Regions from separate parts of the Homo sapiens genome. Here region 2 is linked to region 1. Evidence: chromatin loops called from intact Hi-C (ENCODE). Cell type or tissue: PC-3. All regions are shown on one strand. Each heading gives the region's core, and the rest is flanking DNA. Links, peaks and the distances in the headings are about the cores only.

Region 1 (5,425 bases), core at 624-4,623:
CACATATTTTTAATGAAATATATTATACTTATAGATCCATTGGGGTATAACTACAATAATAATATTGGTGAAAATTGGATGGATATATTATTGAATGGAAAGAGCATTGGAATGAAAGTTAGAAAAACTGGATTTGAATTTCTGCACTGCCATTATCTAATTGCATGAACTTGGACAAGATGCAGATGCTTCTAGACTTATAGTGGGTTTATGTCTTCATAAACTCACGGTAAGTTGAAGATGCCATAAGTTGAAAATACATTTAATACACCTAACCTACCCAGTATTATAGCTAAGCCTAGCCTATATGAAACGTACTTAGAACACTTACAGTAGTCTATAATTGGGCAAAATCATCTAATATAAGGCCTATTTTATAAACAAGTGTGGAATGCTGTATGCAGATGAGCATTTTGTAGACATAATGGGATGTGAAAACACAAAACAGGATATCTAAAAAACACTGGCAACACCGTACACTGTAAAATCTAGGTTTTTTACCCTTGTGATCACGTGGCTGACCAGGAACTGTTCATTGTCACTGCCCAGCTTTGCAAGCAGGTGTTATACCACATATAGCTAGCCTGGGAAAATATCACAATTCAAAAATTAAAGTGTAGTGTTTATTGAATGTGTATCACTTTTACACCATCATAAAGTTGAACAATCCTACGTTAAACCATTGTAAGTTGGTGACCATCTGTTCTGTGTGTGTGTGTGTGTGTGTGTGTGTGTGTATTCATGCATATTCATGCACACGCTTGTGCATATGAAGAATAATTTGCCCTCTGTATATCACTGAGCTATAATGAGGGTCAAATGGGGTGATGTGAAAGGCTCTATAAGTGGAAAATAGCTAAATTATTATTTTTATAATAAAAACCTTAATGTTAACCCATATGTGATAGCATAAAGCATATAACAATATTTGTGTCTTGTGTTAGTTGATACAGGGAGTGTATAATGTCATTAACATAGTTGTACTACCAGGCTCTGTTAATTAAGGATTGTTGGCAATTTTGTCAATAATTTTATAATTTCTGTGTGTGTGTGTGTGTGTGTGTGTGTGTGTGTGTGTGAAAGAGAGAGAGAGAAGCCTGTATAGCTGAAAGACAATATCCTTTTGACAAAAGTGGGTAAGTACACTACTTGATGCTTACAAATCAGTAGAAATCTAAGAAATAACAAGAGAAAATAAAAGCCATTTAGAACCAGGTTTGGTATTCAAAGAAGCAAGGTAAATAAATGGGCAATTGACATTGAAAAGACTTGTCCAAAATAGGGAATTTTATTAGAAAGTAAAACAATTAGGAGAAGCAAAGCATAGTGCTTTAATTATTAAATATCTCAAGTTGATAACCAAATTAAAAATCCCAGATATTATACCTCAGAATTTAATTTCGAGTATTAGTCCAAATGCAGCTAAAATGAATACCACCAAACTGTATATTCGAGAAGCATTTTTATTATTTTATTTTAATTTTTAAAAACTGTGATAAGAACACTTAACATGAGATCTTCCTTCTTAACAAATGTTTAAATGCACTATAAATATTGTTAACTCTAGGTCCAATGTTATAAATGACACACAAATACTTTTAGAAAGTGGGGGAAAAATATTTGATCTATAAATTTTTAAGCAATGATTGCCAGCTATTTCCCATTGCCATAACTATGCTAAGGACAGAAAAGTAGTTTCCTACACAATGCTTATCAATCCCTAAGTCATCTTTCCTCAATCACAAGACAGAAAAGTAGTTTTCTACACAATGCTTATGAATCTCTAAGTCATCTTTCCTCAATCACTGACTTAGATAGATTCAGAATGACACTTGGTTAACTGTTTCCAGATAATTTATTACTGCAACCCAAACCAACCCTCTGCAAAGTTGCAAAGGTGATTAAGCTTATTGTTGGTTGCCTCATCTTCTCCAGTTTATACCCCTTCTTATCTTTACACCCATCCTAAGTGTAAAATCTACTTATTTTTCTCTTGTCTTTGAGAACATAAACGGAAACTCTATCCAAGTCTCAAAAAGCAGATATAAATTTGAATAGTCACTTCTTTGAGGAGTATTTTTTTTTTGTATTTTAATAAGAATCAAAACCTGGGAACCCTGCAAATACAGCTTCCATAGGACCCCTTGTTTGTCTTTTTGGCACAGGGCAGGGAGTGGATAGTGCTGGTAGCCAAGGGCTGATCCAAACTCAGGAATGAAGCATAGGTGTTTAAGAATGACTCAGTCCCTTGCCTCTGGATTCATTCCCTATAAATGTCCAAAATTATTTTTATCACTGCAGCTGAAATTCTACCAAGTACAAATATATTTATCTTAACAAGCTTACTCATTTTAAAGGCAAATATTACAATGAGCGTTATATCTCATTTACTTAGTATGTGTTGTTGTAACCTGATGTTTCCCTCTTCGCACTGACTACTACAAAATTATGGTTGATTTGAGACTAGGAGTTTAGGGGTCTGGAGATCAAGGGAGGCTGAAACGCTGAATTTGAGGGGTACACAATCATGGCATGTCTCAGAAAGCAGTAGGTATGATGGATGTAGATGTCTGGACCTAGTAGGTAGGCCCTCCAGTGTGAAGGTGTAACCATGCATCTGAAGTCAGAGAAGTGTTAAGTATCAGAAACAGATGAGACAGGTGCAGGTAAGATACACAGGAATAACAAGTGGTGGGTGGGAAGTTTAAATAATGTGCATGTTAGGATTAATATATCATGAAGGACAAGGTCAATTTTAAAGGTCAAAGCAGTAACCGTCATTCTGGGAGTTTGGGCATTGCAATATTTTAGAAATCAGGCAAAAGAGCATTGGAACTCAGGCAGAGAGCCTAGGCCATAGAAGTAAAGCACAGAATCAAGATGACCCTTTATCCAAACCTATTTCCTCCTTAATCAGTAACTTGCTTTAGTTTTTGTATGCTTATTGTTAAGACAGGAACTATGTCCCAAGAATGGCTGGCTTAGAATCTGCAGGTGGAATGAGTGAATATGATGTAGGGAAAAGGAATTTTCCATCCTATTGATCTAGATCTTCTTCTTTACTTATGTTTAATGACAGATTGGCCCCCGAGTCCATGGTTGTGCTGCAAAGACAGAACAGGATGAGCACACAATATACTAAACAGGCAACCTCCCAAATCGATAGGAAGCATACTTGCCTAGGCGAGCAATAGAAAATTCATCGTCTATTGGTAAAGTAATTATTAGTAGTAGACATCTAGTTAGGAGACAGAAGGAAGGAGAGCAAGTGGATGCAATTGACCCTGCTTGGGAAATCCTGAAGGCACAGCACTCAGATGGGCAATAACTTGCGCCACATGTAAAACTGCCTGCATGTGAGTTGATATAAGTACCAGGGTGCTGTCCTAGGGGATTAAACCCATAAAACATGGCCCTGAAACGTCTTACAGGATTAGCAATACATCACACTTGCGCACCAGAAGAGAACGGGATACATTCTACTGTGCCATTATCTAGACTTGTGATCTATTGGCATAATAAAAATGTTAAGTGAATTTTTAATGACTGCATTGATACAAAGTAAGGTTCAAGCTTAGATAGTGTTTGTTTTCCATCACCAAAGAGTTTTGCAGCTTTTCTACAGATAATCCATAGGCTCACTAAAGCCTGTTTGAAACACCTTTCTGCAAAACCGTTCAGCAGTTACCAGGAGAAAACTGGCAAATGAGCTGTTATTAAAGAGAAAATGATGCATCAATGCTTACCTCTCATCCATTTAAAATAATTAACCCACTGGGAGCAGTGGCTCATGCCTGTAATCCCAGCAATTTGGGAGGCTGAGGCAGGCAGATCACTTGAGGTCAGGAGTTTAAAACCAGCCTGGCCAACAAGGCAAAACCCCATCTCTACTAGCCTGGCCAACATGGCAAAACTCTGCCTCTACTAAAAATACAAAAATTAGCTGGGCATCGTGGCACATGCATGTAGTCCCAGCTACTCAGGAGGCTGAGGCAGAAGAATCGCTTGAACCGGGGGGCACAGGCTGCAGTGAGCCGAAATCACACCACTGCACTCCAGCCTGGGCAACAGAGCGAGACTCCAGCTGAAAAAATAAATAAAATAAAATGAGATAAAATAATTAACCCCTACTTGGAAACAGTTTTAGTGTCAAGCGATTTATTATTAGGTTGATGCAAAAGTAATCAGAGCTATCCTTTTGATATTACACATTGAAGTGTCCCAGAGAAGAAAAAACACACTTTGTTTATTAAAGCAACTTGGGACGTTGTTTTCCGTAGATACATATCTTTTTTTTTTTTTTTTTTTTTTTTTTTTTGAGACGGAGTCTTGCTCTCTCCCCCAGGCTGGAGTGCAGTGGTGCAATCTCCGCTCACTGCAAGCTCCGCCTCCTGGGTTCATGCCATTCTCCTGCCTCACCCTCCCATGTAGCTGGGACTACAGGTGTCCACCACCACGCCCAGCCATAGATGCATATCTTTAAAAAGCAACCTTTGCTTTTCAATATTATGTGCAGAAAAATACTGAGAAGAATAAATCCCCAGTGTGTAATTACAGTTGATAAGAAATAAGACACAGATAGTCACTTGCCCAAGTCATGTAGAGGACTCCTTATTTCCTTTAATAAATTAAAGGAGTGGTAGCAAATGTAACTCATGTCCACACAGAAGCCCCCCAAGAGATGTCTCTGGGCTGGAACCCTTGCCTAAGACCTTTTCTAGTTAAACTTGGTCATGGTTCCAGTTCAGTGAATCACAAGGCAGTGAGAATAGTGACATTCTGATATACATAGGTCAGTCCAGTGTGGAAACATTAAAATTTTGGGCACAGATAATACCAATCAACACAACGGGAATTGCTATGTGCATTTTGAATTGTTCTTAGAGGAAAAAGAACCAGCTTTGGTAATGAGAATGGCAATTCTCTTTTTGACAGCTTCTACTACTGGCAAATATCAATGCCAATTATTTGAAGTACTCCCCAAGTTAATCACTGTATATGAATTAGGTTACAGTTTTGAACCTGCCTCTTCTTATGCAAAACCCAAGGGAAAGCAGAGTTTGAAACATCCCAATTCTTCCTTGATATTCTACATGATCTTGGGTAAGTCATGAATCTTTATAAATTCAGACTTTCCTTTTGAGAAAAATGATCATTAAGCCCTCTACTCATGCTTATTATAGTGATTAGTTTAAGTTTCAGTTGTTTTAGTTTTTGAAACATGGTACTAATGAGTGAAAGGCCACATATTTAAGCTCTGGGTGGGCTGTTTAACTTTGTTCTGTTATGTGATCATACTTTATCATAACCAGGGATTTGGGCCAAATAAAATATCAATTTGGTTCAAGTTTATTTCAGAAAATATTCTGATGCTCTAGTTTCATTCTGGTTCAGTGGTTTTCAAAAATACAGGTTTGGTGTCTGT
Region 2 (5,425 bases), core at 479-4,478, 510 kb before region 1:
GGGTGAAATCTAGCCCTAGTTCTTTGCTGCCCTTACCAGATGGAGGCCACCATTAAAGCCCTCAACTCAACTGAAAAAAAAAATTTTATGAAGTATTTTTGTGAAAATTAAGCTATAGCATTGGAAACCACTCTTTACATCCCCCTCCCCACCTCCTGCAGTGCTCAAAGCTGTCTTCCAAGGAAGCTGGAAATATAAGTAGAAAAAATATCTTGCCCAGAGGCCCCTGGCAAGAGCTCTTAATCAGCTACTGGTACCTTTGCTTTTGGGGACTGTAGCTTTGGTTGAGTCTCACCCAAAAATCAATGTTTTTAGCTGAAGGCGGAAAATTATAAAAGCAAAGGTGTGAAGTGAAGCTCTTTGGTTAGTGCTGTCAGTGGAAGAACAGTCACCCCAGTGGAGTAATAGGTGCCCCAAGACACATACACACGCTTGAGCAGGACCACTGATTCATCCAGGCGCTCGCTGATGTGAGACTGATAAAGTGACTTATTTTTAAGCAGTTGATCATACTTCTGAATTAAAGTATTCATAGATTATTCAGAAATAATAAATTTGTTTTGTGGAAAGTGAGATTTTTTTTTCTCTACTTACTTCACAGTACCACCATGTCCCACTGGACATTTGGACACATAGGAACTGAATTCAAGGGATGATTTTCTATCACTTGAAATCTTAAAGTAGAAGAGAGATGGAGTGATTTGCTTGTGATGAATCGGCCAGTCTCTGGGTAAAAAAGTCAGGACTAGGAAAACAAGGACTAAAGTCACAAACTTCTGCTCCCAACACAATCACTAAGATCACCTTCAAATGCCACTTCTACTTCCCGTAGGAGTTCTAGTCTTTCATGAGTATTCAATTTTAAGCACTGGTGGTCTATATGGAGGTATGAGGTGGTGTTTCTCTTTTGGCTACTCATCTCAAATTTTGAAAATAAATGTTCATGGGGGTAAGAAGATTGTTTTATGACACTAGCCTACTGTAAATTCTTTTTGGAGTCTTCTTGAAAATATTTGAGTTTTTAAATTAAACACTAGGTGATAAGGAAAGGTTTCAAGGGAGGATAAAGTTAAAAAGAAAGGCAATTCCCAACGAAGAGGAAAGAAACCTATGTGATGGAGTCTTAAGCTTTTGTATTCTGCCCTTGGATATTACAGCAAGGCCCTAGGACTGGATTTATGATGCAACCAGGGGTTTAATTAGAAGACTATGAGCTCGAATGGAGCCACATTTAGACAGAATCTGAAACCTCTGTTTTGTCAATGCATAATTCTACAGGAATTTGCAAGTGACCTTTATTTTTTTAGGAGGGTCCAAAATTCAAAGCTGGAAAGCATGTGTCCTTTTTAATGTATAGTCTATTGCAAATATGAATCTGCCTTTAGAAAAACACAAGACCATTTTAAAATGCAATAATAGGGCTGCTAATTTGCCCTTCAGAAGTCATTTTTCATTTTCTTTGTTGGGAAAGCAGGTGCATGAGAAGTGTGTGTATGTGGGGGGTGTGGGGGAGAGGGAGAGTGTCCTCAGGTGTTCATTGTCACACAGCCCTCAAGTGGCTTCACAGGCAGAAAGTCCTAGCAAGAAATGGCAGTCCTTGCAGAAGCCCTTTGTCCCTTCAGCCATACTGTTTGTGAGTTTTTTTACTGAAGGATTTTCACACAGCTACGTGGCGAAGGACTTGCGAGATTTGATTATATATCCCATGAGTCAGGTTTCGATGGGTTACAGATTGCAATAAAATCAACCACAGGCTTTGGAAAAACTTTCCATGAAAGGCATTTTAGACTAAGAAATATTGGCTTTGGATTTCCCCATCTAGAAAGGTAGAGAGTAAACATGTACTGACAAAAAAGCACCACATTCGGGATCCCGAAAATAATTGTGAAACAACACAAGAATGCTTTTCCTCCTCCCTTTCCTTCCTTTCCACGTCACAGAGTTTGTCATTTATGACGATTTTGTGGTTGTTTTAACAGTTCTGTGAAAATGAGATACAGAGAAAGTATTTTTAAGATTTATTTAAATAATATAAGGTCACAGATATTCCCCCCTCTCCTCTTCTAGAACATCTTGATTCATTAAAAAGAAAAAAAAAAAGGAATTAAATAGCATAAGTATTTTGAATGCATTGGTTATGGGTTTTATTTTTAATAACTGTCTTGTCACTCATTATTTTATTGGGTTAAAAGTTATAATCATTTTCAGGTAGATAATTAAAGTAGCTATGTATGTAGGAATGGAGTTAGAATAATTTGGAATATCGTGGTGGAAAAAGCGTTAGCAGGTATGTGGGATATTTGAAAGCCTTAGAAAAACAAGCATGTTAAATGCTTCCTATACTATTATGTGTTATAAGACAGATTATGTATAATAAGAGGCTATCTTACCTTTTAAAATAAAGTACTAAAAGTGGTTCATTACAAGTCACTTCCGCTCTGGCTGTACCACTTATTAGCTGTGTGACCTTAGATAAATTATTTAATCCTCATAAGCCTTAGTCTCCTCATCTGCAAAATGGAAATGAAAACAGTATCTACCTCGCAGAGTTCTTGTGAGGCTTAAACGAGATAATCCAGGTCAGACCCAGCTGCTGTTATTCTTGGCCCTGTACATATTGAGAGAGGCTGGCTTTCCAGGCAGTGGATTTAACATACGTTTGCTTCATCTCATTTTTCCTTAAACTCAGGGGCTATGGACAGTCCATTCACACCCCTAGAGTCTCACCAGAAAAGGACAGAAGGCAGAATTCAAATCTGCTGAGAATGGATGGTTAACATGAAACGTGGGGGATGACTCATGGCAGGAGGAGGTTCAGTGAAGCCCGATTGTCTCTGACAGTTGAGGACAAAGTGGCTGCAGATGCTTCAGAGGCTGCCCCCAGAGCACATTGCAGCCTGTGCAGTTATTATTCCTAAGGCCGATGCCACAATGATGTCACATAACCACCCGGCAGATGGCTCGTATTATTATATGCATTGAAACCAGAGTGAACCCTTCCCATGTTTGGGATGGGTGTGGTGAGTGGGAGGAACACCTGTTAGGAGGTAGGATCTGGGTTTGATTCTATTTTTTCCCCCTCTCTTACTGGTACTTTCTGGTTGGTAGCTCTGAGCCTCAGTTTCCTTATCTGCAAAAGGGAGATGTACCTCAAAAGTTGTTTAGAAGGGTAGAGTAGAATTAGATAAGATAATGTAAGCAAATGCTTGGTGTTTCTGAATGACCTCTGGAATATGTGGACAGCATATTGTTATTCAATGATAATTAAGAATAAGTTGAAGTACAGTGATGCCACCTTGTACTTATCATTTTGCATTTAACAAAAGGACGTGGACATGCATTATCGTATTTGAGCTTGACGAAAGCCTGTGATCACCGGTTCACAGAGCACAGAGGTTTTGGGCCTTCCCCAAAGTAACACGACTTCAGAGGAAAATGAGAATTCCTGCTAAGAAGTGGCCATCCTTGGTGTATAAGCCCCTTTATCCCTTTAGCCATGATATTTGGGAGATTTTTTGCTGAAGGGTTTTAACATGACCCCATGTCAAGACTAAGACCAAGATCTTCTCACATAGCTGCAGAGGATCACACACAGAGGGTGTCTTTGGCTGGTGAGGGGCTCATGAGATGGAGCATAGCAGGGGCCTCCTAGTGTGTCCTTCAAAACCAAAATTAGGCTTTTCATAAGCTCAGTCTCTGAACTCAGTGCTGTCTGGCTCCTTTCCCATCTTTCCCCTTGGAGGAAAACTGAAGAATTAAGCTGTTAGAACTAGACTTCTCTAATAAGCCTCAGTGTCACAGGTTGTCACAGTTGTTGCATTTTATTTTGTTTTTATTTTTATTTTTTCTTAATTGGGCAGCCTCTCCCCCAGCCTTTTCCCCCAAACCAGAATAAGTTCAGAGAGACTCCCATGGTTGCATTTTAAAGGTCATCTAGTTCTGTCATTACTCCTTGAATCCTGTCATAAGATCCTGGCTACTCGCAGGGATGTTGCTTGAACCTTTTGTAGGTAACTCTGTTTGAAGGCTCTTCACTGTACTGAGCTTGGGCTGTTCTGAGATTTATCACCCCCACCCCATCCTTTAAGTACTACAGAACAAATCTTTATCAGGAGAGGTGGGGACACGGGACAGTGGAAAGAGTGTGGACTTGGGATCAGATAGACTTGATTTGCAAATTTCCAGCTACCTTTCTGTTTCAGCTGTATACTGTTGCACAAGTGACTTGCCTGCTGGAAACCTCAGTCTCTTCATTCACACAATGAGAATGGTGGGGATTGGAAATTATCTAGCCAACCTAGTAGGCACTATCAATAAGATAGCATTTATATGAGATTGCCAGATGTCATTAAAAATGAGATTATGTCGAAGAAAGCCCTTTGTAAGTTGTTTTCAAATGTAGGCACTGCTCCTAGAAAATCACTGGAAGTCTCTTTGTGTAGCTGATTTATCAAGTAATCTAATGGGCCAACAAAACTAATGACTCCAAGAATGGCTTTCTAAGATGTGTCCTACTGAATCAGGCTCAAGCCTGCCCACAGGTTCCTGATGCTAATAGTTACAAACTGAGGAGTAGAGGCAGACCCCAGGGCCATTCTGGTTTGTTTGATTCTGGATGGCAGAGAAAGGGAGGGCTTCCATCCACAAGCTTTTTGATACTGCTCCTGTCTTGAGATTTGTGACCTTTTCTATGTTCCTGCCTAGAAAAGTCTTATTGACATCAGATTCTGAAAGTAGGTGCACCCTTTCCTCTTTGGCTGTCAATGTTCTGTTAATAATATAAGCTTACGTTTACTGAGTACTTACTATGTTCATATTTATTACCTTATTTAATCCTTATGGCAATTCTTAGAGGCAAATGCTAGTATTATCATATTTTAAAGATACAGAAATAAAGTGAGTCCCTGCTCTTTTGCTGTTCCCGTCTATCAAGGTGAACACCTAAAGAGGCCACTATAATACACAGTATGATAAGTGCCAGGATGCAAAGAATGGAGAAATTCATTGTGCTCTGGAAGAGCCAGAGACACTTCTAAAAAGAGGTGACACTAGGCTGGACCTTCAAGGATGAATAGAATTTGCCAAATGTAAAGGTTTCTAGGTGAAAGACTGACATGGCATGGGTGTGGTGGTGCTTGGCATATTTGGAGATTGGAAGTGATGTGGTGCACTTAGGGGCTGGGGCAGAGTCCAGTATGGCAGGGGTGGGAGGGGAGTGGAGGGGAGACAGCAGGGTGCCCATTAAGCTGGAAAGGGAGTTTGGGGTCAGAAGGTACAAAAATTGACATGCCGTGGAGTTGTCTCTTTGGGATATCTGAAATGTATCAAGACTGTGCACTTGTTAGAGGTTAAGAGAGAGAAAAGGATGGTTAAGAATTGAAGTAGGCTTGCTTGGTACCATGCTGTCTATGTTCCTGGAAAAGGC

What was found. Hi-C counts contacts between places; a loop is a spot of excess contacts. Peaks named below come from ENCODE experiments on the same cell type or tissue, not always from the same donor. Only the 100,000 strongest peaks of a DNase experiment are listed, where the experiment ranks them.
Region 2: a loop joins it to region 1, with 3 times the contacts of the local background. A loop is called at or near these places in 1 of 110 quality-filtered maps.

Annotation. Positions count from the first base shown.
Region 1 is chr1:218,893,017-218,898,441 of GRCh38, forward strand. No RefSeq gene overlaps it. Among named protein-coding and RNA genes, the nearest start is that of LINC01710, 23 kb to the right of the region's middle. In PC-3, for the core only: no CTCF peak of the experiment used is centred there; a DNase peak (open chromatin) is centred at 2,265; H3K4me3 peaks cover 267 bases; H3K27ac peaks cover 1,304 bases.
Region 2 is chr1:218,382,035-218,387,459 of GRCh38, forward strand. All of the region lies in intron 1 of TGFB2 (transforming growth factor beta 2), which reads left to right. Among named protein-coding and RNA genes, the nearest start is that of TGFB2-AS1, 39 kb to the left of the region's middle. In PC-3, for the core only: a CTCF peak has its summit at 2,801; DNase peaks (open chromatin) are centred at 1,247, 1,797 and 2,837; H3K4me3 peaks cover 1,869 bases; H3K27ac peaks cover 4,000 bases.